3 separate regions of the Homo sapiens genome follow, and regions 2 and 3 are each linked to region 1. Evidence: chromatin loops called from intact Hi-C (ENCODE). Cell type or tissue: PC-9. All regions are shown on one strand. Region 1 overlaps ABTB2 (ankyrin repeat and BTB domain containing 2). Region 2 overlaps ABTB2 (ankyrin repeat and BTB domain containing 2). Region 3 overlaps ABTB2 (ankyrin repeat and BTB domain containing 2).

Evidence for each region. Hi-C counts contacts between places; a loop is a spot of excess contacts. Peaks named below come from ENCODE experiments on the same cell type or tissue, not always from the same donor. Only the 100,000 strongest peaks of a DNase experiment are listed, where the experiment ranks them.
Region 2: it touches region 1 in a loop (6-fold over the local background); 17 of 110 quality-filtered maps call a loop at or near these places.
Region 3: it touches region 1 in a loop (4-fold over the local background); 56 of 110 quality-filtered maps call a loop at or near these places.

The regions. Positions count from the first base shown.
Region 1 is chr11:34,341,235-34,349,234 of GRCh38, forward strand. The region is part of intron 1 of ABTB2 (ankyrin repeat and BTB domain containing 2); the gene reads right to left. Among named protein-coding and RNA genes, the nearest start is that of ABTB2, 13 kb to the right of the region's middle. In PC-9, no CTCF peak of the experiment used is centred here; DNase peaks (open chromatin) are centred at 837, 2,147, 3,837 and 5,467; H3K4me3 peaks cover 1,470 bases; H3K27ac peaks cover 5,750 bases.
Region 2 is chr11:34,229,721-34,237,720 of GRCh38, forward strand. The region is part of intron 1 of ABTB2 (ankyrin repeat and BTB domain containing 2); the gene reads right to left. Among named protein-coding and RNA genes, the nearest start is that of ABTB2, 120 kb to the right of the region's middle. RefSeq lists enhancers at 4,281-4,805, 4,482-4,811. In PC-9, no CTCF peak of the experiment used is centred here; a DNase peak (open chromatin) is centred at 4,551; H3K4me3 peaks cover 474 bases; H3K27ac peaks cover 2,880 bases.
Region 3 is chr11:34,260,551-34,268,550 of GRCh38, forward strand. All of the region lies in intron 1 of ABTB2 (ankyrin repeat and BTB domain containing 2), which reads right to left. Among named protein-coding and RNA genes, the nearest start is that of ABTB2, 93 kb to the right of the region's middle. In PC-9, no CTCF peak of the experiment used is centred here; DNase peaks (open chromatin) are centred at 3,031 and 6,111; H3K27ac peaks cover 3,857 bases.

The DNA.
Region 1 (8,000 bases):
TTGAGAGGGGCTAAGTGACTTGCCTGAGGCCACGCAGCTTGGAAATGATAAAACCCGACCTTGTGTCAAGGGTCCAGAGGTTAGAGCCACAAGAACCAATGGCCTTAATCTCCATTTCCATGAATCTTCTTGTTTCTGCAAACAGAGGGCTTCTGAGAAGCTGGGGAATGGTTGAAATTTTTAGACCTGTGAAAACCCAGAAAGCTGGCCCCAAGCGACCCACCACTGACCCACTCTAATGGCTGTATTGTTGCACAGAACTGTCTGCGATGATGGAAATGTTCTATATCTGCATTGTCCAATATGGTAGCCACTAGCCACATATGACGAGGGAGCACAAGAAATGTGACTTGCATGACTGAGGAAATGGTTTTTTTTAACCTTATCGAATTTGAATACATTTAAATATACACCTGTGGCAAGTGGCTGCCGTATTGAACAGAGCAGCTCTGTGGCTCCTCTCACTCACAGCTTGTCAGGTCTCCTGGGCACCACAAGATGGAAGTTCTACAAAAACTCATGAGTTCCCAGGCCAGGCCTCAGTGTGAACGGAAAAATAAAACAAATTTTTCTTACTCCCAAGCAAATGCCATTGCTCTGATCTTGGAACGTTTTCAGCTGGAAGAGAGAAATGGCCATTTCCAAAACAAATGACCTCTCCCCATTTTCCTCCCTTTAAGGAAAAAGATTAAACGTGTAAAGGGTCCCCCATTAAATTACTTAGGAAAGGTTGCCACATTTTCTGGTGACAAATGCCTTTGGCTTATGATGACACAAGGACTCAAACACGGTAGAAAGAAAAAGCCAGAAGGGTAAACAAGAAGAGGTCCCACACTCTCCAAGGTATCATAAATCAAGGAAATAGACTCAAGGAGCTAACAGCTTCCAAACATTCTTCCTCTTGAGCTATTTTAAGCAACCAATACACACAACCTTTCAGAGGCAATTTCATTCACACTAACAGAAGAGAAACAATGTGCTTCATACGGTATTATCTTTAAACACGCAGAGAAACAAATACCTACCCCACAGTTCTCAGGCGCAGCTGGCTGGCCACCCTACTGGGCAATGTTACTATTTTCAGGCCCCCAGTGGCTCAGTTGTTGAGATGCAGTGAGGGATGCTTTGGCCTTGCTTCAGTTCCTCTTGTCCTCTTGGGCCAACCCATTCATTTCTTTGCTCAGGAAATCACTGCATGTGCTTCGTCCCCACCCAGGCCACTCCTGAGGACAGGAGGCCACAGGGCAAATGAGGACTTCAGAGCTCAAAGAGCCCGGCTGTGTCATTGACTAGCTATGTCACCTGAACTTCTCTGAGCTTGTTTTTCAGCAGCAAAATGGGAGTAAGAGTATATATGATGGTAAGAATCACATGATATAATACATGTGAAGCACATGGGCCGGGGTCTGGTGCTTCGTAAAAGTTTGACCCACGGTAGGTCTGTGCTGGGTATCAGAGTTGAGAATTCAGTCTCTTGGCTTCTCTGGCTGGGGAGGGAACACACATGGTTGAAGAGTAGAGAATCAGGGGTAAGACTGCCTGGACCACCACTTATTACCTGCATGACCGTGAGCAAGCTACCAAACCTCTCTGTGACTTTGTTTCTTCATCTTAAAGATGGGAATCACAGTATTCACTTCATTTACCAGTGGGGCAAATAACATCTTATGGTGTCACTCCCATTTCATTTATTTATTTATTTATTTATTTATTTATTTATTTATTTATTCGTTCATTCATTCATTCATTTTTTGAGATGGAGTCTCACTCTGTCACCCAGGCTGGAGGGCAGTGGTGCGATCTTGGCTCACTGCAACCTCCGCATCCTGAGTTCAAGCAATCCTGCTGCCTCAGCCTCCCGAGTAGCTGGGATTACAGGTGTGCGCCAGCACTCTGGGCTAATATGTTGCTCCCATTTTAGATCTAGCCATGCCCTTTCCATGTAAACCTAACAGTTCAAGCTTCTCTTGAGTGTTCTTTGGTGATCCCTCTAGATGAGTTAGCCAAAGCTGCTGTGGCTGTGAAATGAAGGAAAGTCACCATCCTAGGTGGGGCGAAAAGACATACTCCAGAACAAGGATGCTTTTACCACTAATAATAGTTAATGTCTGCATCCTCACTACATACCAGGCTCTCCCAGGAATGCTACCCACATGGTCTGGGCCCCATGCCAGACCATTTATTTCAGAATATCTGGAGGTAGGGCCTTAAGACAGACAGACAGACACACACACACATACACACACTTTTTTTCTTTTGAGACAGAGTCTCGCTCTGTTGCTCAGGCTGGAGTGTGGTGGTGTGATCTGCGCTCACTGCAACCTCTGCCTCCCAGGGTCAGGTAGTTCTCCTGTCTCAGTCTCCCGAGTAGCTGGGATTACAGGCGCCTGCCACCACACCGCCTCATTTCTGTATTTTTAGTAGAGACAGGGTTTCACCAAGTTGGCCAGGCTGGTCTCGAACTCCTGGCCTCAGGTGATCTGCCTGCCTTGGCCTCCCAAAGCGTTGGGATTACAGGCTTGAGCCACCATGCCTGGCTGACACTTTTATTTTTAAGCTATCCAGATAATACTAACGTGAATCTAGGATTGAAAACCACTGAAACAACAACCCTATCAGCTAGGAACTATGGCAACCCCATTTAACAGAAGAGGAAAACTGAGGGCAGAGACCTCAGCTATCTAGCTGGCAATCAGACAGTGACAACTCCTTCAGACCCCATCTCTTAGCCAGGCTTTGCACCCTGCCCCTCCTGAGCAGCCGAGGTCAAAGCATCCAACAGGCGGTTGGATACTCCCAAACCATTCGGACACCACTCCAGGCCCCATGCCTTCTCAAGCCACCTAAGAGCGTTCTTTTTCCGGCCAAATTTCAGACCCACACTTGACCTCCAGGAATCCAAAGCTGCCTGAAAAATGGAGTCTTGCTTTCCCAGAATTGAAGGACACAGACGCAAAGTCACAATGATCCACAGAACAATTGGACTAATTAAACAGCCCCCATTTTAATGACAGGAAACAACAGAGTTGATGATCTTTATTAAAGGCTGCTGGCTGCCTACAAAGAAGCTGGAAAGCAAAATTCAGGGGCTTTTATGGCCATCAGCCAAAGATCGTAAGACTGAAAATTAAATCTCTATTGTCTGAGTCTCTATGCAGCCCTGCTATACTGAGCCCACCCTCTGGAAGGGCAAAGAAGGGCAATATTTCAATCCATCATATGACTAATGAAGTTCAAGGTGGCCTGTCTCCCAGCCAACTTCCTATTTGTTTTTCGGAGACAGGGTCTCACTCTGTTGCCCAGGCTGGAGTGCATGCAGTGGTGTGATACCGGCTTACTGCAACCTCTGCCTCCTGGGCTCAAGCAATCCTCTCACCTCAGCCTCCCAAGTAGCTGGGGCCACAGATGTGCACCATTATACCTGGCTAGTTTTTGTATTTTTTTGTAGAAACGGGGTTTCACCGTGTTGCCCGGTCTGATCTCGAACTCCTGGACTCAAGCCATCCACCTGCCTCAGCCTCCTAAGGTGCTAGGATTACAGGTGTGAGTCACTGTGCCCGGCCCAACCTATTTGATATCTGTATGTGATTTGAGACAGACAACTAAAACCGCACTAGGATCTTTGGTGCAGTCCTGCTTCTTCCATACACAGCTTTCCCCACTTCAGTCAATGGCCACTCCCTCCTTCCAGGGCTCAGACCATAGCAACTTGGTGTCATCCTTGATTCCTCTCTCATACCTCACACATCCAAGCTGTTGGCAAGTGCCAGTGGCTGGTCCCGCTGCGTCCACACTTGATACTAAAGTCAATTTCCAACACAATAGAGAGAGTGACCTTGTGGAAATACAAATCAGATCAAGTCACTCTGTGCTTGAGTCCCTCCAATGCTTTTCAGCTTACTCAGAACTAAAAGCCAATGAATTATTACCCAATGGCCTACCCCACTAACCACCCCACCATTTCCTCTCCAACCACATCTCCTGCTACACTCGCCCCAGCCGCACGGAAGGAGCTTCTCCTTGGTGGCTCCTTGAACCCACCAGGAATGCTTGCTATTCCCTCTGCCTAGAGCTGTCTTCTCCAGCCAGGCTGGCCTCAGGTGATTCCCCTCACTCTGCCTCATTATCCACAGGGCCTGCACCCTGCCCTCCTTCAGGCCCCTTTTATTCATTTGTTGCATCACCAGCTCCTGGAACAGTGCCCAGCACACAGTCCTCAATAAATATTTGTTGGGTGAACAAACGGATGTAACCCAAACAGAACTCCTGGCCTCTCCCCTACACAGTCCTCAGACTCCCCACCCCCGCCATCATCATTTGTCTCCTCAAAGACCAGTGTGGTAGAAAACACTACTTAGAATACTTTACAAGCACCCACTGGACAGGTGGGGGACATTGCGATGCCTTCTCAGAGGCAGCCCTACCCCTGAGGCCTTCTCACCTGCTACTGAATTGGGTCCCAGCATAGTCCTGGCCTGCCCAGCTGGTACTCAAGTGGATTAAGTCCAGAAGAACAGCTGCAAGCAACTTGCTTCCAAATTGTGTCCCCATGTACAACTTTAATTACCCGGCTGCTGAGATGGGCTGAAGAAGAAACAACCAGGTCCCTGGCTTTCACAAAAGCAACTCTTTTTTTGCCATATGTTCTGCCTCTCCAGAAGATTTCATCAATTTTCAACTTGGGATTTGACGGGTAGATGGGCCGGTTGGGGAAGAGAAACAGGCAAGCCACCCCATTTCCCCAGCCTCTCATACTGACCTGCCCAAGCCCTATTCAAGCTATGTGACTGTGAAGTACATCAGGGTTCAGAGCCTGTATACCTCGGAGCATGGAGCTCCATGTCTCGGCCTTCAGCATTCCTGGCAGCCTGTCATCCTCAGTTACTCTCATTTTCCCTCCTCTTTGAAACACCGGCCCTGCCAATGGCAACAAACAGCATTTAAAAATATCCTGCTGGATTATACAGCTCTGCCTTTGAAATTCCTCACAATGCCTGTCTCTGTCCCACATCGTATAAAGAAGGGTGTAGCATATTTAATTTTTTTTTTCTAGCTGCTCCCCTGCTATAAATATCCAAGTCTGGGTAGGCGGGCTTCAAGCACATGCTATATGAAGTCACCTCGGAGCTGGATCTCACCACAGTGCCGGCCTGCCAGGACCTGGATGCAGCTGTCAAGCACTGAAGCATGAGGTCGGCCAAAAGCATGTAGCACTCATCTTTCTGGGGAAAGGGGCACAGGAAAACCCTGAGTACAGTAATCACAATTAATCTTAATATTAAAAAGACAGTGTCCAGCCCTATTACCAAGCCAGGTCTTCAAAGAGCTCGTCCAGCACCATCCTGGGTGTTTCTTTCCCAAGGATACTAATTACAGCGCTCGACCTTAGGAAAATGACTGCACAGTGTCCATGTGGGGTCTAGAAACACTATCAGAGACAGAAAAGCCCTTGGGGAATCTAGTCTGACCTCTCCACACCACAGATAAGGAAACAGAGATCCAAGAGATGGAATGATTCATGCCAGGTCACAGACGGGGCAAGCTCCACCCCAGAATTTTCTGGATCCAAATCCTCATAGCTCTGTACTGGATTGTTCCGGATGCTTGTGCACGTACACCCACTTGGTGTGTGAGCCTCAGGCTTGTGTTTATTAATAGCTCTCCTCACAGCAAATACTAATTTTCATATTTTAAAATGTACAGACTAAAAAAAGTTGTAAAGGTTTCAATAAAAGCTTGGCCTCAACTGTAGGGAGGGTTTTCGTGCACTGAGAGGCCCATTTCAACCTCTTTGAGGTCCAGTTTAATGTCTCCTCAACTCTAACCTTGTATGTCCAGGCTTCCAAGTTTAGTTTTCTTGTTTAATTTTTCCATCATGGGCCTGACTCTCCTCAGCTTACTTTTAGAAAGCAAACCATGGGCCGGGCATGGTGGCTCATGCCTGTAATCCCAGCACTTTGGGAGGCCACGGCGGGCAGATCGCTTGAGGTCAGGAGTTCGAGACCAGCCTGGCCAACATGGTGAAACCCTGTCTCTACTAAAAATATGAAAATTAGCCAGGTGTGGTGGTGCCTGCCTATAATCTCAGCTAACTGAGAGGCTGAGGCAGAAGAATTGCTTGAACCTGGAAGGAGGAGGCTGCAGTGAGCTGAGATCGCAGCACTGCACTCCAACCTGGGTGACAGAGTGAGACTTTGTGTCAAAAAAATAATAATAAAAATAAAGAAAGAAAGGAAACTGTGGGCCTCAAGTCACTAACTACAAATGACTGTGTATGTATTTTTGCAATATGTTCATGAAGTTTATCTTTGTCAAGTGACAAGAAAATTCCTTCCCTTCATAACACTGGAGTCCGGAAAAAGACCGACACCTGAGTTATTAGCTAAGCCATTGATGACCTATCACATTTTATTATTATCAGCAGAATTCAGCTGCACCTTAGGGACTCCAATTCAGAAGACAATTAGCTATAAGGTGGTTCCACAATATTAAGCATTTAATATGCTTGAAATCTTTATTATCAATGCTCTGGAAACACATTAACTAAGAATTAAAATGTCAGCATCTCTGAGAATTGAGCTTTTATTGTCCAAAATAATAAACCCTAAACTGGAAGTCGAATATCGTATACATCAGTCGGACTTAACACCGAAAAAAAAAAGTTCTGGGACCATCTTCTCTCACCCTGTTTTATGCTCCACGATTAAGAATCCTGCTTTGGCAAGAGTCGATCCAATGGCCTCGTTTAACACATTTGCCAGTCTTGACCTTCATTCTGTACTGGGATTGCTTTGGCCTGTAATGCTACATTCAGGGCCACGGAAGAAATGCAAAGTCAGAGCCAAATTCAACAAGAAAAGAAGGGTTGATAGAAGCCTTGTTCTTCAACCCCTCACAACCCAAGTTTGCTCAGTTAAGGTCTTCTTTTAATGCTTTTACTGCTAGGACAGCAGACGGGTGCATTTTTGAGGTCAAGCTTTCAATCACCAAGAGGAGTAATTGGAGGTCTGGGGCCATGGTTAAGATGAGCTAGGGAGAAGACACACTCAATTTCTGAATTATGAAAATAAGTTTTGGAAAACTCTCATCCTGTACTCTGGCAGGCTTCTTAACATCTGGATAAAAGATGTGGGAAAGCTTTCCTTTTTCCTGTGTTATCTCCACTGTTCCTGCTTGTCATGTATCTGAACCTTCCACCCAAACAGGAGAACTTGCTGTTCTCCAACACATATGCGTTGGCTTCCAGGTCTTTGCTCACACTGTTCCCTCTGCCTGGAAGCCTCTGGGGGCTCTGCATCCCCTCCCATCTCCGCAGTCGCAGCTCTACCTGCCCAAATCACTGGCACACCTGCCACATCCTCCACAAAGAAACCCTGACTTCCTTCCACCCAGACAGCCAGGAGTCATCTCTTCCCTTTAAGCTTTCTAATCACCAGAAGCTTTAAGGTCCCCAACTATGGGATGGAAGTTATATCTACCTTCCAGAGGAGCTGGGAGGATTAAATGAAACAGCTCCTGAAAAGCACCCGCAATGGGGAACCAGCAATGAAGACTAGACAGTGGAGTCTATCGCCATTGCTCCCCTCTTTGTTTGAAGGTGGTCACTATAAACTTCTTTGTAACTATCTGTATATATGCTTTGCTTTCCCTACTAGATTCTAAACACTTCTAAACTCAAAACAGTCAAGATTCTTGTCCCTTGCTAATCTGTCTCCATTGCCTTGGATGTAGCTGGCACTCAGTGAGCAGTTGATTAATGATGCCGGCATGGCATTCCTCAGGAGTACTTGGGCTGTGTTCCTTATGTATCTCCTCCCAATCCTGCATGCAGCTCCAAGCACACAACCAAAGCTGCAAAAGCACTTAGGCCTTTTTTAAAACAAGCAGGAAGACCACAAAGTGTGTTTACATGACAGGCCAGCAAAACACAAAACACCTGCTATGATCTGTGGCTGAGGATTTGGCGGCTGCCACAAGCAGGGTCCAATATCCACAGGAGA
Region 2 (8,000 bases), 110 kb before region 1:
AAATATAAAAAATACAGTCAAATGCAAGGTAGAAAATAAAAATCACCCATAATCCCATCACTTAGAGAGAAGTATTGATACTTGTTAAATATTGTTCATATATTTTTAAACCTACAGTGTTGTTTCATTTCACTTATTACACCAAACAGCATTTTCTTATGGCATTAGCTATCTTTGGAACGGGCCTTTAAATGTCTACCCAGTTCTTGCCACTGGTTTCAGTTTTGCCAGCCACTTTCCTATGGCTTTTCTAGATATGTTCACGTTCCTCTCTTCTGAAGCTCACTGTTGTTCAGTTCTCAACAGCAGGGCCCCTAGTCGGATACAGCTACCTGCCAGGCAATGGGCAAGGGTTCTCTGTTGAAGCTCCTGGGAAGCCTGTAGGTGGGAGGTGGCACACGCACTCAGCACTCGCATATGCATGCGCAAACACACCCTACCTCTTTACAGTTCCCTGTGATGACTGCTGTGATCAGAGCAGGGGGACCGGTGACCTTGGTGACACCATAGTCCTTGCCTGCACTAACATCCACATCTCTATCAAAGGGGGAGTGTTGCATTTTGAAGCTAAGAAGTTCCCAAACCACGTTAAGTGGCAGTCAGCTCAGTGAGGGAGAATTTGAGGGTTGTACCTGGGTTTGAATGAGGGGTTAGTCACTTACCCAGACAAGTCCTCAGCCTTTCTGCAGTAAGACGGGGCCAACAATACCTAAAATAACTTTCGGGGAGCCCTGAGGGTTGAGTGAGAACCTAGGGCAGTGCCTGGAACACAGGATGGACTCAAAAATGGTACCTGGAACAAGGACATGGACGGGGAAGGCTCTGGTAAGTTGACGATGGGGAGAGTTGCCCCCTTACAGTCCCTAAATGCTGATGGCCCCTTCCTAAAGCATCTGTGGTCATTTATTTGACTGTTTATAATACCCTCCCACCAGACAGATGCCACAGGACCTTCCATGGTGTCTGCCTGAAGTTGTTGATATGACAAGAGGCTTACAGTGCCTCTTCCAGTCCTTTTCCTCTTATTTCCATCATGAAATCTCAGTATGATCTGCAAATTCTTTACCTAGTTTCCGAAAACCTTCTTTCAAAAGGAATGTCCCAGACACTCCAGTAGCAAGGAGTATATCCAGTGCCCAGATTCTGGTTTCTCTTTTTCTTTTTCTTTTTTGTAGAGACAGGGTCTTACTTTGTTGCCTATGCTGGTCTTGAACTCCTGGCTTCAGGCAATCCTCCCGCCTTGGCCTCCCAAAGTGCTGGGGTTACAGGCATGAGCCACCGCACACAGCAGATCCTAGATTCTAATAGCATTCTTCAATAAAAGGAACCAGAGCTCCTTCGAGAAATTGACTGATTTTAGGAACAGGGCATGGAAAACAGAAAATGAGCTTGGAGCATCTTGTGGTACCAGAAAGTAAGAGTGCTCAAAGAATCCTAAAATGATGAGATGGGAGCCAACCGAAAGCGCTCTCAACGGGCAAAGCCGGAACAATTTGCATAACAAAATAAATAACACAATATTGCATAATGACCCAAAGTATAAAATAAATACCCATATATGCATGCTTACTGATTGAAAAAATAACTAGGGGAGAATAAACCAATCAATCTTCCAATTAATCTATGCATTAATAGATACCACCCTCCCCCAGGAGGTAGAGCATAACTTCCCATCCCTTAGCTATGGAATGCACACAGTGACTTCACTCTAAAGACTACAGAGTGGACGTGGCCTGAGGGGCGGGAGTGGGGAATAATACTTGACAGTAGAGAAACCAGACAAACATTATCGGGTGGTCAAGGTTAACATCATCAGTGACAAGTCATGTTGATAGTGTGTATTCTTCTTATTCTTGTTTTTTTCTCCTGAGACGAAGTTTCACTCAGTCGCCCAGGCTGGAGTGCAATGGCGCAATCTCAGTTCACTGCAAACTCCGCCTCCTGGGTTCAAGCGATTCTCCTGCCTCAGCCTCCCAAGTAGCTGGGATTACAGGCGCATGCCACCATGCCCAGCTAATTTTTTGTATTTTTAGTAGAGATGGGGTGAGCCCCGCACCCGGCCGATAGTGTGTATTCTTGATATGATGAGTATGACACTTTACCTCTGTGGACTTCCCCGCAAAAAACCCTATAACCCCACACTAGTCATGAGAAAAACTTTAGACTGAAAGATATTCTGTAAAATATCTGATCAGCTCTCCTCTAAACTGTCAAGCTCACCAAGAACAAAGAAAGTCTTGTCACAGCCAAGAAGAATCTAAGGACATATAACAACTAAATATGGCATGGGTTCCTGAGACAGAAAAAGGACATTAGGTAAAAACTAAGGAAATCCTAAAGAAGTATGAACTTTAGTTAATAATGTTAATAGGGGAAACGGTGTGGGGTATCTGGAAACTTTCTGTAATACTCTTGCGACTTTCATGTAAATCTAAAATTGTTCTTATGCTGGGAGTGGTGGCTCATGCCTGTAATCCCAGCACTTGGGGAGGCCTAGGTGGGTGGATCATTTGAGGTCAGGAGTTCAAGACCAGCCTGGCCAACATGGTGAAACCCCATCTCTACTAAAAATACAAAAAATTAGCAGGGCATAGTGGTGCACGCCTGTAGCGCCAGCTACTTGGGAGGCAGAGGCATGAGAAGCACTTGAACCTGGGAAGCGGAGGCTGCAGTGAGCTGAGATCGCGCCACTGCACTCCAGCCTGGGCAATAGAGGGAGACTCTGTCTCAAAAAAAAAAAAAAAAATTGTTCTTAAATGAGACATTTAAATCCTAGAGAAAAGGAATATCCCAGAAGCACCATCACGAGGCCTAACCTAATCCCCAGCAAGGGACCTCTCGAGACCTTCTGAAGCCCCACCACAATCTGTAGCCTTCTCTCACAGACCACTTAGTATCTACTCATTTACATATCCATTTGTTTGCAAAGTATTTATCGAGCCCTTGGCCTTGGGTGCAGGGTGGTGGTTGGTCAGGGGGCATGGTGGCTCCCACTTGTAATCTCAGAACTTTGGGAGACCAAGGTGGGAGGATCACTGAGACCAGTTTGGGCAACATAGTGGGACTCTGTCTCTTAAAAAAAAATACATAATAATAAATAAAATTAGCCAGGCGTAATGGTCCCAGCTTCTTGGGAAGCTGAGGTGGGAGGATCTCTTGAGCCTGTGAGGTCAGGGCTGCAGTGAGCCATAATCACACCACTGCACTCCAGCCTGGGTGACAGAAGGAGACTCTGTCTCAAAAAACCCCCTAACCTCCCCCCAAAACCCCAAATGCCCCGCAAAACATATACTACCCCCTCCATCATGCTGGGAGCCACTGAAGGGAGACACCCTGTCATAGTGGTTTGGTCCTCCAGTGGCTAGGGAGGTAGCTGTTTGCTAAGTGAATGTTAAGTCCATCCCAGTCGCTTCCTGCTAACAGTCCACCACGGGAAGTTAGGCATTTAATAATGAGGACACAATTAGGACACCTGGGCTTGGTGCATGAGGATTTTTCTTTTTATTTTTTTGAAGACAAAGCAAAACAAAAAAACAACCCTTTCTTTTTGAGACAGGGTCTTGCTCTATTACCCAGGCAGAAGGGAAATGGCATGATCATGGCTCACTGCAGCTTTTTTTTTTTTTGAGACAGAGCCTCCTTGTTGCCCAGGCTGAAGTGCAGTGGTGTGACCTTGGCTCACTGCAGCCTCCGCCTCCCAGGTCACTGCAGCGTTAAACTCCTGGGCTCAAGCAATCCTCCTGCCTCAGCCTCCCAATTAGCTGGGACCACAGGGGTACACCACCACACCCAGCTAAGTTTCTAAAAATGTTTTGTAGAGACAAGGTCTCACCATGTTGCTCAGGCTGGTCTTGAAATCCTGGGCTCAAGCAATCTGCCTTGGCCTTGCAAAGTGCTGGGATTATAGGCATGAACCACTGTACCTGGCCCACCTTTTTTTTTTTTATTATAAAGGTAATTATGATTATTTTTTAAAAATCAGAAAGGAATAATGAATAAAGTTTCTTTTAATACTACCTCCCAGAGATAACTATTATTAATATATTATAATTTTTCTTCAAATAGGCTTTTAGTACAAATAGTACATGTACAAATACATGTACTAACCTATCAATTTTTTAAAATCACAAACCGAATTTGAGAAACAGGAACATAATGAAATTATTTTTCACCTAATGCTGAATCCTGTATTTTGTGGACATCTTTTCAGGTCAGTGTGTTTGGATATATATTTCTTTTTAAGACCTACACAGTTTCCAGGGTCATCGCTCCCTCAAATTTGAATTGTCAGCTTGATCCCTCTCAGAAGACTAGAGAAACCATACATCCCAGGGCACCTGAAGCAGGGCCAAGCTGGGCTGCAGGTATTTTCCACAGTGCTCTGGCAAGGCCTTCTCCGTGGCTCAGTTAGGGGGTTTCCCTTCTCCCCTCCCCTCCCCTGTTGGGGTGGGGGCAAGGGTAAGAGCGTCTCCCTGGAGGAGGTGCCTAAAGCAGGCTGTGAGTCACTCAGATGAGCTTCCGGGTGAAGTCATGCTGAGAAGCTATTTGCAGACACCTTACTCAAGGAGGCCTAAGGAAAGCATGGGGGGATGCCATCTCAAGCGAGAAATGGAGAACTTTTAGATTCTCCCCTCCCTGGCCTTTCTAGAGCAGAGGCTGTAACCGGAATATCAGAGACACAGTAAATTACCTGGGATTTCCCCATCAGGGAGATTCCTGGGTTACTCTCACTGATAACAAGACTAACTACTCACACCCAGGGTCCCAGGGTGAGGCTGGGCAAGGGAGGCACCAGGGCTGGTTCCACTGCTCAGAGGAGAAATGCAATTCTCTCCTGTGCCTCAAAGTCCAGCATTGTGAGAACACCTCGGATGCCAGCTCTGGCTCCGCCTCTCACAAAACCTAGGTAAAGTGCTTTGTGCGGAATCTTTTCCTTATGAAAAGGCAGGGCTACCAGGCAGTGCCAAGCCCTGGGACAGTCAGGTAACTAATTGCCTATTGCGACTCCCAGCTTACAGGGTAATGCTACCTGCTCCTGCTTAACCTCAGAGACTGGGAATCCCAGTTCTGCCACAGAAGAGGGCCCTTTTAGTTTCCCTGAAGCACTTATACAGAGATTATTGTGTTTATTTTATTTATTTATTTATTTATTTTTGAGACAGAGTCTCGCTCCTTCGCCCAGGCTGGAGTGCAGTGGCGCTATCTTGGCTCACTGCAAGCTCTGCCTCCTGGGTTCACGCCATTCTCCTGCCTCAGCCTCCCAAGTAGCTAGGACTATAGGCGCCCGCCACGGCGCCTGGCTAATTTTTTTTTTGTATTTTTAGTAGAGATGGGGTTTCACCGTGTTAGCCAGGATGGTCTCGATCTCCTGACCTTGTGATCCGCCTGCCTTAGCCACCCAAAGTGCTGGGATTACAGGCGTGAGCCACCGTGCCCGGCCGAGATTATTGTGTTTATTAATTTGCTTACTTGCTCAGTATCTGGTGCCCCTACTCCCTCTAAAATGCAAGCTCTGCATAGCAGGGATTGCCTGAAAAATGTCAGCCACATAGATGCTCAAGACATTTCTAGAAAAGAAATGAATGCCATCAGCCAAATATCTGACCATGACCCGGGGTAAGTACTTAACCTCTAGACCTCAGTTTCTTCATCTGTAAAGCGGATATGGTTTCTTCTCTGTAGTGGTTATGAACATATCGCATAAAGCACTAAACCCAATGCCTGACACATAGCAAGAGTTCAATAAAAGGGCTCTCTCTGTTATCCTCAGAGATGACAAGGATCTTGAACCCCACAATAAACTGCTACATCTCCAATACTGAATGAATTAGCCTCTGTTCAATAAGCCCCACAGGAAGGGGAGCGGGGGAGGTCAAAAGGAATTGGTGCCTGTGATCCCACCTTCCTAAGAGGATTTGCCTATCAGAGCCATCCAGGACCTGATTGGGGATCTCCTTCTGGCTTTTAAGCCACAAGCCATGAATACTGCTGACACCACTCCTATGAAGTAGCAACAAGTGATCCATCGCTAATTGCACTTTGCAGAGCTTTTTCTGATCCATGCTAGAGGCATTAATTAGCTGCAGGAGGTCAGCGCTAGCTAAGTGAACACTCTTTGTGCCCCAGGTAAGGAGACCAAGCTGAGAAGGCAGAGCAGAGCCTGTTCCTCCTTGAAACAAACTTTCAGGCAGCAAAGCCCTAAACAGAGACAGCTGTGTGGTCTGGGCAAGCACAGCGCCTAGCTTCCCTGCTGCCCACACTCAGAAGCAGGCTGAGCGCCAGACGGGGAGAGATGCTGCTGGGTTCTGGGGTGGACAGACATCGTGGACATCGGGTGCAGGCTGGTGGGTACACCCCTGCAAGGAAGAGAAGGGTAAAGGCCAGGTGGGAAGTCCGTGGATATTCTTGTTGGCAGAGGGAGATTAAAAATAGAAAAAAGAGACAGGGCTGGAGAAAGAGGAGGGGAGAAAAAGTATTAAAATAGAGTTTTTTCCCTGGAAAGAAGAGGTCATTTGGAACAGTCACTTCATATGAAAGGTAAAAAAATGTGTTTTGAAATAGCTGAGAAAATATGGAAATTTTCTTCTTCCTTTGCTCTTGTTGTAGAAGGGTAGAGAATTCACACTTGTCTTCTACCTCCAGAAGGCACAGGGCAGAAAACACAGGACTCTCTTTAATGTGCCTTTTAAGACAAAAAATTCTTTCTAATTTGGGGTGGGTCACTCGACAGGTTTCAGAGAGGTTATTTCTAGGGCTGGAGAAGGACTCTGTGCCGCCAGTTTTCCCTAACAGCAGCATTTTAAGCAGCAGATTTTAGGTAGCTTGAAGCCAGAGGACCCCATTCTCTTTTGATGCCTCCCCGGCACCCCCTCCCCTCAATCCACTGATTTACTCCGGGAGGCCTCAGGGCCCAAGGCCAGGCCTTGATCTCCTGGGGAAGCAGAAGTGATTGAGATGCCGATACATCAGGCCTGTTAGCCAGGCCAGGAGGGAGACAGGAGGATAAAGAGACAAAGAACCGAGGAGGGTAGATAAACGAAATCGCATCAGCCGCAAAGCTGCTCGCTCCTAGATAGATTAGCACCTTCCTCTGCCCTAATCATTCCAGACAGCCTCTGCAGCTTGGGTGTGCCCAGCCATCTGGGAACCCTCAGGGATTCGGACTCTATTTTGGCAGCTATTATCTGTGGGGGAAATAATTCTCTCCTTGGTGAACCTCAAGTTTATGAGAAAGTTGAATGTATGCAAAAAGACAAAATCATTTAAACTGTACAAGGGAAGCAAGCTGTTTAGAAGTATTTTATGGAGTCGTGGCCAAGAGTAGGGGCTTTGGGGACAGAATATGTACCTCTGGATCATCTTGGACAAGTTACCGAACCCCTCTGTGTGTGTTGAGGTTTTCTCATCTGTAAAATGGAGCCCACAGTACCCACCTCTATCAGGTTGTTATGAAGATTAAATATGCAATAGATACACAGTAAACATTCCATACTGGGGGCTTTCATGCTTTCATACTGATTACCACGGCTGTGTCCTCGTGATTTTCCTGGATATTCTTTTTTTTTTTTTTTTTTTTTTTAGACCGAGTCTCGCTCTATTGCCCAGGCTGGGCAGTGGCGCCATCTCAGCTCACTGCAACCTCCACCTCCCAGGTTCAAGTGATTCTCCTGCCTCAGCCTCCCAAAGTGCTCGGATTTCAGGCGTGAGCCACTGCGCCTGGCCTTTCCTGGATATTCTGATTTCAAATTGTTTTCCTGTTATCTCCATAAATGAATTTGCCAGATTTATGATTATGATCAGAATATGGTCTTCTTAAAGGGTAGTCTCATTTTCTGAATCATTATTTGTATAAATCTGGACATTTCCCAGTTCAGGCTGGCTTCAGTAAGAACCCACTAAAGGCCAGGCTCACTTCTGTAATCCCAGCACTTTGGGAGGCCAAGGTGGGCAGATCACCTGAGGTCTGGAGTTTGAGACCAGCCTGACATGGTGAAACCCCA
Region 3 (8,000 bases), 81 kb before region 1:
GAAACACACAGCTACCTCCTTCAAAGGATAAATTGTATTGATAAGGGATTAATAGTTTTTCTTAAATGGACATTTGGTCTGGGATAGCACCATTGGAAGAATTCTGAAACGCTTATCTCACAGGTTTTCTTAAAGCATCCAATCGGTACCCCTCATTTTACAGATGTGAATATGGAAGCCCATGGAGACTAAGTGTCCTGCCCAGGGTCATGCAAAAGGTGAGGGCAGAGCTGAGGGCAAACTGAGACTCCATTTCCATTCCAGGCTTTCTTCCACCCTACTGTACAGCCACACGTCCTTGTCCTGTGGGGTGTATAGCTTTCTCCCATCTAAATGACACTTTCTAAGGCTGGGTGTGGTGGCTCACCTGAGGCCAGCATGGCCAACATGGTGAAACCTTGTCTCTACTAAAAGTACAAAGAATTAGCTGGGTGTGCTGGTGGGTGCCTGTAATCCCAGCTACCTGGGAAGCTGAGGTGGAAGAATCGCTTGAACTTGGGAGGCAGAGGTTGTAGTGAGCAGAGATTGTACCACTGCACTCCAGCCTAGGCAACAGAGCAAGACTCCATCTCCCCGCCTGCCCCCCCCAAAAAAAGACACTTTGTAAGGCACTTTCACATCTCTCTCAATCACGCTCACCTAGGTTTAATAACCTAGAAAATTTTATAGAGAAAGGATATAAGTTAATATAAAAAACAGAAATGCTGCTAGAGTGACTGATGTATCAGCTTGAGTACACAGTGTCACAGCTGTGGACAGGAAAGATCCAGGCTTACCACAAAGACAAATATATGGACACATCCTTGCTTGACAAAACTATTTACAATGGGATTCTACAAGGTAGTCTGTTTTTTTCATACATTTGAAAGAAAATTTAACTTATAGAAATCCTCCTATTTACCAACATTTTCAGGTTTACTCCAATTGCATTATATAAAAAAGTACTTTTTTTTTTTTTGCCTGATTTTTACTTCTGAGGAAACAAGGGGGTGATAACAAGGATTACAAAAGACAATGATTGGCTTCCCACCTTATAAATTAATAGAAAGATAAGAACAGAATTATAAACCCCAGAAGGGAAGAGGCCTTAAGAAAACCTGATGCTGACTTAGCTATAATGAGTTAATCCACTTAGATCTCATGCAATAATGGGCATTATAGTAAATTTATAATTATCACCATTTTTACTCTTTTAAAAAACGCTATCACACATTTTCCTCTGGCTTCCCCCACCCAAGGCATAGCCAGTTTCACAGTTTGGTGAATAAGCTGTATTCTTCTGGCTTTTAAAAAACATCACAGTGCTATCTCTGTACCACCCCCCAAATTAAATCAGACTTGTTGCAACACAGCTGCAGCTTGTGGCTGCCAGCATTTCTGGAGGACAGCAGGACCTCCAACTTGGCAGGGTGGGGTGCTGGTTTTCATAGAGGCCTTCCAGCCCTGAAATGCCACCATACCCCTGGTACAGTGAGTCCAGCACCCAACAAGAAAACAACACCGACTCACATCCTTGTGTGGAAAAGGTGGGAGGCAACCATTCTTGCAACAGTTCTTTGATAGAGAAATAAATGATGTCCAGAGATGCAACAGGTTTGATGCTTGCACTCTCAGTAAATGGTGGCCTCAGTTAGGTCCAACCTTGGGATTTGGATCCTCTAAGAAATGCAAAGACACTTCTAGCAAGTCCTCTTTCCTCAATACTTTTGTCATCTGTTTTTGGCAGCTAGTATTCCTTTAGCAATTTAAGGGGCTTGGACTCTCATGATTTCCAATCTGGGTACCTCCCCTGCAGACGAGGAAACCTAAGGCTCAGATGTAAAGGAACCCGCTTGAGGTCATGCTGCTACATCAGATCCAGGACTTAGACCTCAATCTGCCTTCAAGGGACTCAGATCCAGCGGAACTAGACAAGACAAAGGAGGGGCTAGAAACACAGTCCTGTTGCAACAAAGCAAATAGGGATGCATAGCTAGGCTGTGGGTATCGTCCAATTACACCTCCAGCAACAATCAAATCTATCGCCAGCCCACCCCCACAATCTTTCCCCAGTGGATTTTTCTTCCTCCATTAGCCTTGATAAATTACAAGGCCCCACAGCAGGGACTGTTTCTTCCTCTCAGCTTTGTTTAGAGCATTGTCCTAGCAAAGCTCAAATAAAGGGCCATTATTAACAGTGACAATAATGCAATACTGTTTTCTCAAGGGCTTCCACCAGAGCTTGCCAGGTCAACACCATCCTACTTCCTGCCACCTCTTGTGGGCGATTGTCACCTGCAAACCCTCAGGTGCCCAGGAGGTCAGTACCCAGCACTGCGCTCTACTTTGAGCTGCCTAAACACTGCCCTGGAAATTGGACAAAGGAGAAGGACCCGGCAAAACATGTCATCATGCCAGGAAAGGTCTAATAGGGCAGCCACAGGAGACGAAATCAGGCCAGGGAGATAATGGGCCCCAGATTTGTTTTGAACTGAGCTCACTCACAGCCCAGGGCCCTGATGCTAAAGGACTCCGGAGGCCGGTTTAGCATCAGAAATGCTTTGGTGGTAGCTCTGGTTTTCATTAGGTCCTTTGGGCCTTGGATACACTGAGGTTAAGGGTCCATCTCTCAAGAAATGCTGCTTTTGGTGGGGGTTGGGGGGACACAGAGAGGAGCCATGGAGTGTTTGGTCTTACGTGTGAGAGTCCATATGTGTGCATGCGCTTGCATGAGGGCCACACTCCCCCTTCACATTCCCTAACTTTAGGTTCTGGTTAGAAATTCATTAACAAAGGCTCTGTGGGGGAAATAAAATCGGCTTTTTATTGCAACAAAAGCAACCAGCAGGATAAGGCAGGGTGGATGGAGAGAGGAGGTGTGGTTTAAACATAAGTTCTTTTGCAGGTTCTCAGCTTTTAATTAGCACACCTGAGTGCAGACCCCTCCCTCATGCTTATAAACACAGGTCTGCTCAGGCTTTCCTTTTATTGTCACTTGTCACAGGCCCAGGTAGCCAAAGCTTATCTGGATTGGAAGTGCTAGGCTCTTCCCTGAGGCTCTCCTGCAGGTGGCTGACTCATTCTTGCAGAGGCTGGGAAGCCAGCCAGGTGCAGCAGTGGGTTAAGAGTTTCCATTACCAGCCCAGGGACTCATTCCCTAGGCATGTTGTAGGCACCCTCTGGGGACAGAGCTCAATTCTAGGCACAGTAGGGAAACAAGGATGAATGGGCTGACCTACCCCCAGGAGCCCTATCTCCTAGCCCACAAAGTGACACACGACACACATCAGGCATGCGCAAGACACTGTCCTCAGGCCCGACCCCAGTCCCCCACTGGTATCTGCCATGGAGGTTGCAATTTGTGGCACGGGAGGGAGAACATAAACCCATCTGCTAACAAGGCTGGTGTGTGTGAGTACTGCAGGCCCAGACGGTTCTCCTTAACATGCTGACGTCTTTATGGAGTCTGACGTTTGGCTGGCTTTGCTCTGTGAGATCAGTGGTCTTCCAGGGTAAGTTTCCCAATGTTTTCTCTAAGGGAAGTAACACAGGCCTTCTTACTAGGCTTCTCCAGCAGGAGAAAAAGGGCGAGAGTTTTAGGGCCATCAGGAGAGTCTCCAAACACATCTGATCTTCTAGAAGCAGCTTGGAGGGAAGCCCTGAATAGGGAGTATAGTGAGCAGTCTCGAGGCCGAGAGTTCAAAGCAGGGTTTCCCTAGCTCTCTCGGCCTCAGTTTCTTCCTCTGTGAGATGGGCTCTTCAATTCACACCATCCCTAGGATTCAATGGCAGCACATCAGGCACATGGCGATGTGTCTCTGTGCTGTGGACAGGAAGAACGGTCAGAGGTCTGGATACAGCCAGTGTTTCTGCCATAACACAGAGGAAGCAAGAGCAGACCAATGCCTTTGGAAATGTTGCTTCATGGCCCAGATCCATGGGAATTTGCCCAGCTACTCGAGGGAGACCTTTCAAACTTGCTCAGAAAATCTGATTTTCTTTGACTTTTTGCTGCCAGCAATTTAGCTGAGTTGGGTGGTTACTTTGTCTACCTTTTTCTTTCAGTTTTCTCCCAAGCTGATCAAAGAAGCCCAAACGGAGACTCAAAGCCAATATAATAGTCAACTACAATGCTCTCCCTGTTCTGGGACCAGTGGTGGGTGGCATGGACTGGCCACACTTCAATCCCTCCTGGGACATTAAACTGTTCGAAGCGTGTCCCACAGCTAGTCCAGGGTGAATGCCACATTTCTGCTGGCCCGAGCCTGTAATGCCTGCTGGCCCTGGCCAGACCCCTCCTCATCCCGACCCCACTTCCTCATCCTCGGAACAGGGGCTTGGCTTCATTCTCCTCTAAAACTTTGAGCTCAAAGATTTCACAATATCTCTCCTATTCAATGTCCTTGGTCACCAAAATGAGGGATCTGAATCAGCATGGAGGACAGGGAAAGGGGAGATGTGCATTGCAGAACCATTTCTTTCACTATCAACTCAGGATTTTACCAAGTCCTCTCACTTCCTCGTGACTCAGTCGCTTCATTTGAAAAAAGCAAAGGAAAGGGCAATCTGGTCTATCCTTCCTAAGGAAGATGCAGGGATACAAGGAAAAATAGAACCGAAGCAACAAGTTCCAGAGGCAGGTTGAGTCCTTGAAGCCTGAGCATATAAGACAACTCACAAACACCCAGGCCCTTTCACCGGCCTAGCTGGGGGAGAGGATGGGTGGAGAAAGGCCCACCAGCATTGGTGCAATGTCACTGAAGCAGCTACCCTCAATGGGGTGAGTACCTTGCGGACACCATGGCAGTTCTCAGCCCAAGAGCTGATGCTCTTAAAACCCATCAGAATTGGCTGGGCGTGGTGGCTCATGCCTGTAATCCCAGCACTTTGGGAGGCCAAGGTGGGCAAATCACCTGAGGCTGGGAGTTTCAGACCAGTCTGATCAACATGGAGAAACCTCATCTCTACTAAAAATACAAAATTAGCCAGGCGTGGCGGTACATGCCTGTAATCCCAGCTACTTGGGAGGCTGAGACGAGAATCGCTTGAACCCGGGAGGTGGAGGTTGCGGTGAGCCGAGATCATGCCATTGCACTCCAGCCTGGGCAACAAGAGCAAAACTCTGTCTCAAGAAAAAAAAAAAAAAAAAAAAAAAAAAGCCGGGCACGGTGGCTCATGCCTGTAAACCCAACAATTTAGGAGGCCGAGGTGGGTGGATCATCTGAGGTCAGGAGTTCGAGACCAGCCTGGCCAACATGGTGAAACCCTGTCTCTGCTAAAAATACAAAAATTAGCTGGGCATGGTGGCAGGTGCCTGTAACCCCAGCTACTCGGGAGGCTGAGGCAGGAGAATCGCTTGAACCCTGGAGGCAGAGGTTGCAGTGAGCCAAGATCACGCCACTGCATTCCAGCCTGGGAGAAAAGAGCAAAACTCCATCTCAAAAAACAGAATAAAACACCATCAGAAACTCCAAGCAGATCTGCCTGAGTTGGGAGGAAAGAATGATTGAGGGGATCCAGTTCCATCTCTACCACGAATTCATTTTTGTTATTTATTTATCTACTTATTTAGAGACAGGGTCTCACTCTGTCACCCAGGCTGGAGTGCAGTGGTGCGATCATAGCTCATCGTAACCTCAAACTCCTGCACTCAAGCAATCCTTCCACCTCAGCCTCTCAAGTAGCTGGGACTCCAGGCACATGCCACCATGCCTAGCAAATTGTTACATTTTTTTCGGAAGTATGGGGTCTCACTATATTGCCCAGTCTGGCCTTGAACTCCTGGGCTCAAGCAATCTTCCTGCCTCAGCCTCCCGAAGTGCTGGGATTACAGGCATAAGCCACTGCACCTGGCCTCTACTTATATGACTCTAAAGAAGTCACATCCCTGGCCTGGGCCTTAGTTTCCTCATCCGTGAGCAGAGCTGGCCGATCAGACCAATCCCTGCCAGCCCTGACACTATGCACTCCTCCAGCAAGCAGGAAAACAGTAGTGTGTCTTGTTATTTCTGAGCAAAGGCCTTAATTGTTCTCTACAGCATGAACTCCTCTATCTAAAAACCACAACATCTCCTCTCCTCTCCCTCCCCTGCCACCCCCTTCCTCCGAGATCCACAAGACTGTTACAGAACATTCATTTATTTTTCTTCGGTGCTTGGGCTGAAAACTCTGATGACTAAGCCATTGAATTTTAATACGCTACTGTGCTCCTTGGAGGGTTTCTTCATTTCCCAGATCCCCCTCCCCCACCCCCTGTGCCCTCTGTAGACATGTGGTAGTCGTTAGGAACAGTTTGATGAAGTTTAGGTTTTCAGAGTAGAGGAGAGATGGGGGCCAGTGGGTGGGAGGGGAGGGAGAGGCGGGGGAGGTATGATAAATGGACACAACAGTCCAGAGGCCACTCAGAAAATAAACATAAAGCTCCTTTTGAGTGAGCCCACTAAAAACAAATTCCCCAAAAGCTTTTTCCTTTTTGTGGGGTGGTAGGGGAGGGAGGGGCGGGGCGGGGAGGAAGTGCTGGTGGAGGTAGGAGAGGAAAATTCTCTCAATGTAAATGGACTCTGTTCAGAGAAAGAAACAATTCTCTTTATTGGCAGCAGCAGACGTGCACGTCGGATGCTGCCAGCCATGTGTCACGACGGCCAAGTACTCTGTAGCTGAGGCCAGGCATTCAAATTCTGGGTGCTCGAGAGGCGGCAGCCCTCAGAAGAGCAAGCCAATGCTGGTGGAATTCCATGGAGAAACCTGGGTCACCACGGCAGACAGGGACAGACTCAACTGGCCAGGAACACCCCACTGGGGCTCAGTCTTGCTGACTTTCTGAAGGTCCCTGGCATTCTCTTTCCTGGACCCCAACCCTGGCCTCTTCCCCATCCTGACGGCATCACTCCCTGCCCCCATCCCACATTTCCATCCCCGTAGTTGAGAAACCCTAAACCTGGGCCCTGAATACATGTCTGCATGTTTGAAAATACTTGTAACACAGAGAAAAGGCAATATTTGAAACAAAAAAAATCCTAGACTTTGAATGGTAAGATTTCACTTGCAACCTGAGTTTCTTCTCCAGTGGGTGAGTTGAAGGTTTGAAAAGGAATCACCCTAGTGGGGGAAAGTGCATCATCTCCAGTTTTTGGTGTGGATTTCGTTTATGTTTGTTACACAAGGACTTGGCCAACCAGGTGCTATCTGAGAAGGAAGTATCAGTGTTCTTATGCTTTCCAGGAGGACATTGGAGACTTCCCTTATTAAATTGCCTTGCACACGGGGGTTTTTTGGGGTACCTCCCCAAGGATCTCTTAAGCACATTCTTCAGATACACTGTAAATGCTAAGAAAATGAGAGTTCACTCCTCTTCAATTTTTATTATAAATAATGCACAAATGTATGTAAAACATGCTCCCTATTTTAAGATTTCTTTTTTAGACAGGGTCTGGCTCTGTTGCCCAGGCTGGAGTGCAGTGGCTTGATCTCGGCTCACTACAACCTCTGCTTCCCGGGCTGAAGTGATTCTCCAGCCTCAGCCTCCTGAGTAGCTGGGACTATAGGCGCCAGCCACCATGCTCGGCTAACTTTTTAATTTTTTTTGGAGAAACAGGTTTTCTCCATGTTGCCCAGGCTGGTCTTGAACTCTTGGGCTCAAAGTGATCCACCTGTCTTGGGTTCTCTTGGATTATCAAAGTGTTGGGATTACAGGCTTGAGCCACTGTGTCTGGCCTGATGTTTTTCTTGTACATATTTAAGAAGTCAAGTAAATAAGTTCAGATGCTCACAGTAGAAAAATAACTACCTCAGAGCTCCTGGAATGAGGAACACGAAGCAGAAGATGCCATCAGTCTGAGAACCCACTCTCTCCTCTTAGTGGATGCTAGGGATGGGGACAGGACGGCTGACATTTCCCAGATCATCCACTGCAGCAGCGTGGAATCAGAGGGCCTGGGTTTGATTCCTGCTCTGCCACTAGCCAAAACCTCAGGCAGTCATTGGAACTTGCCGTGCCTTTACTGCCTTATTTGTAGAACAGG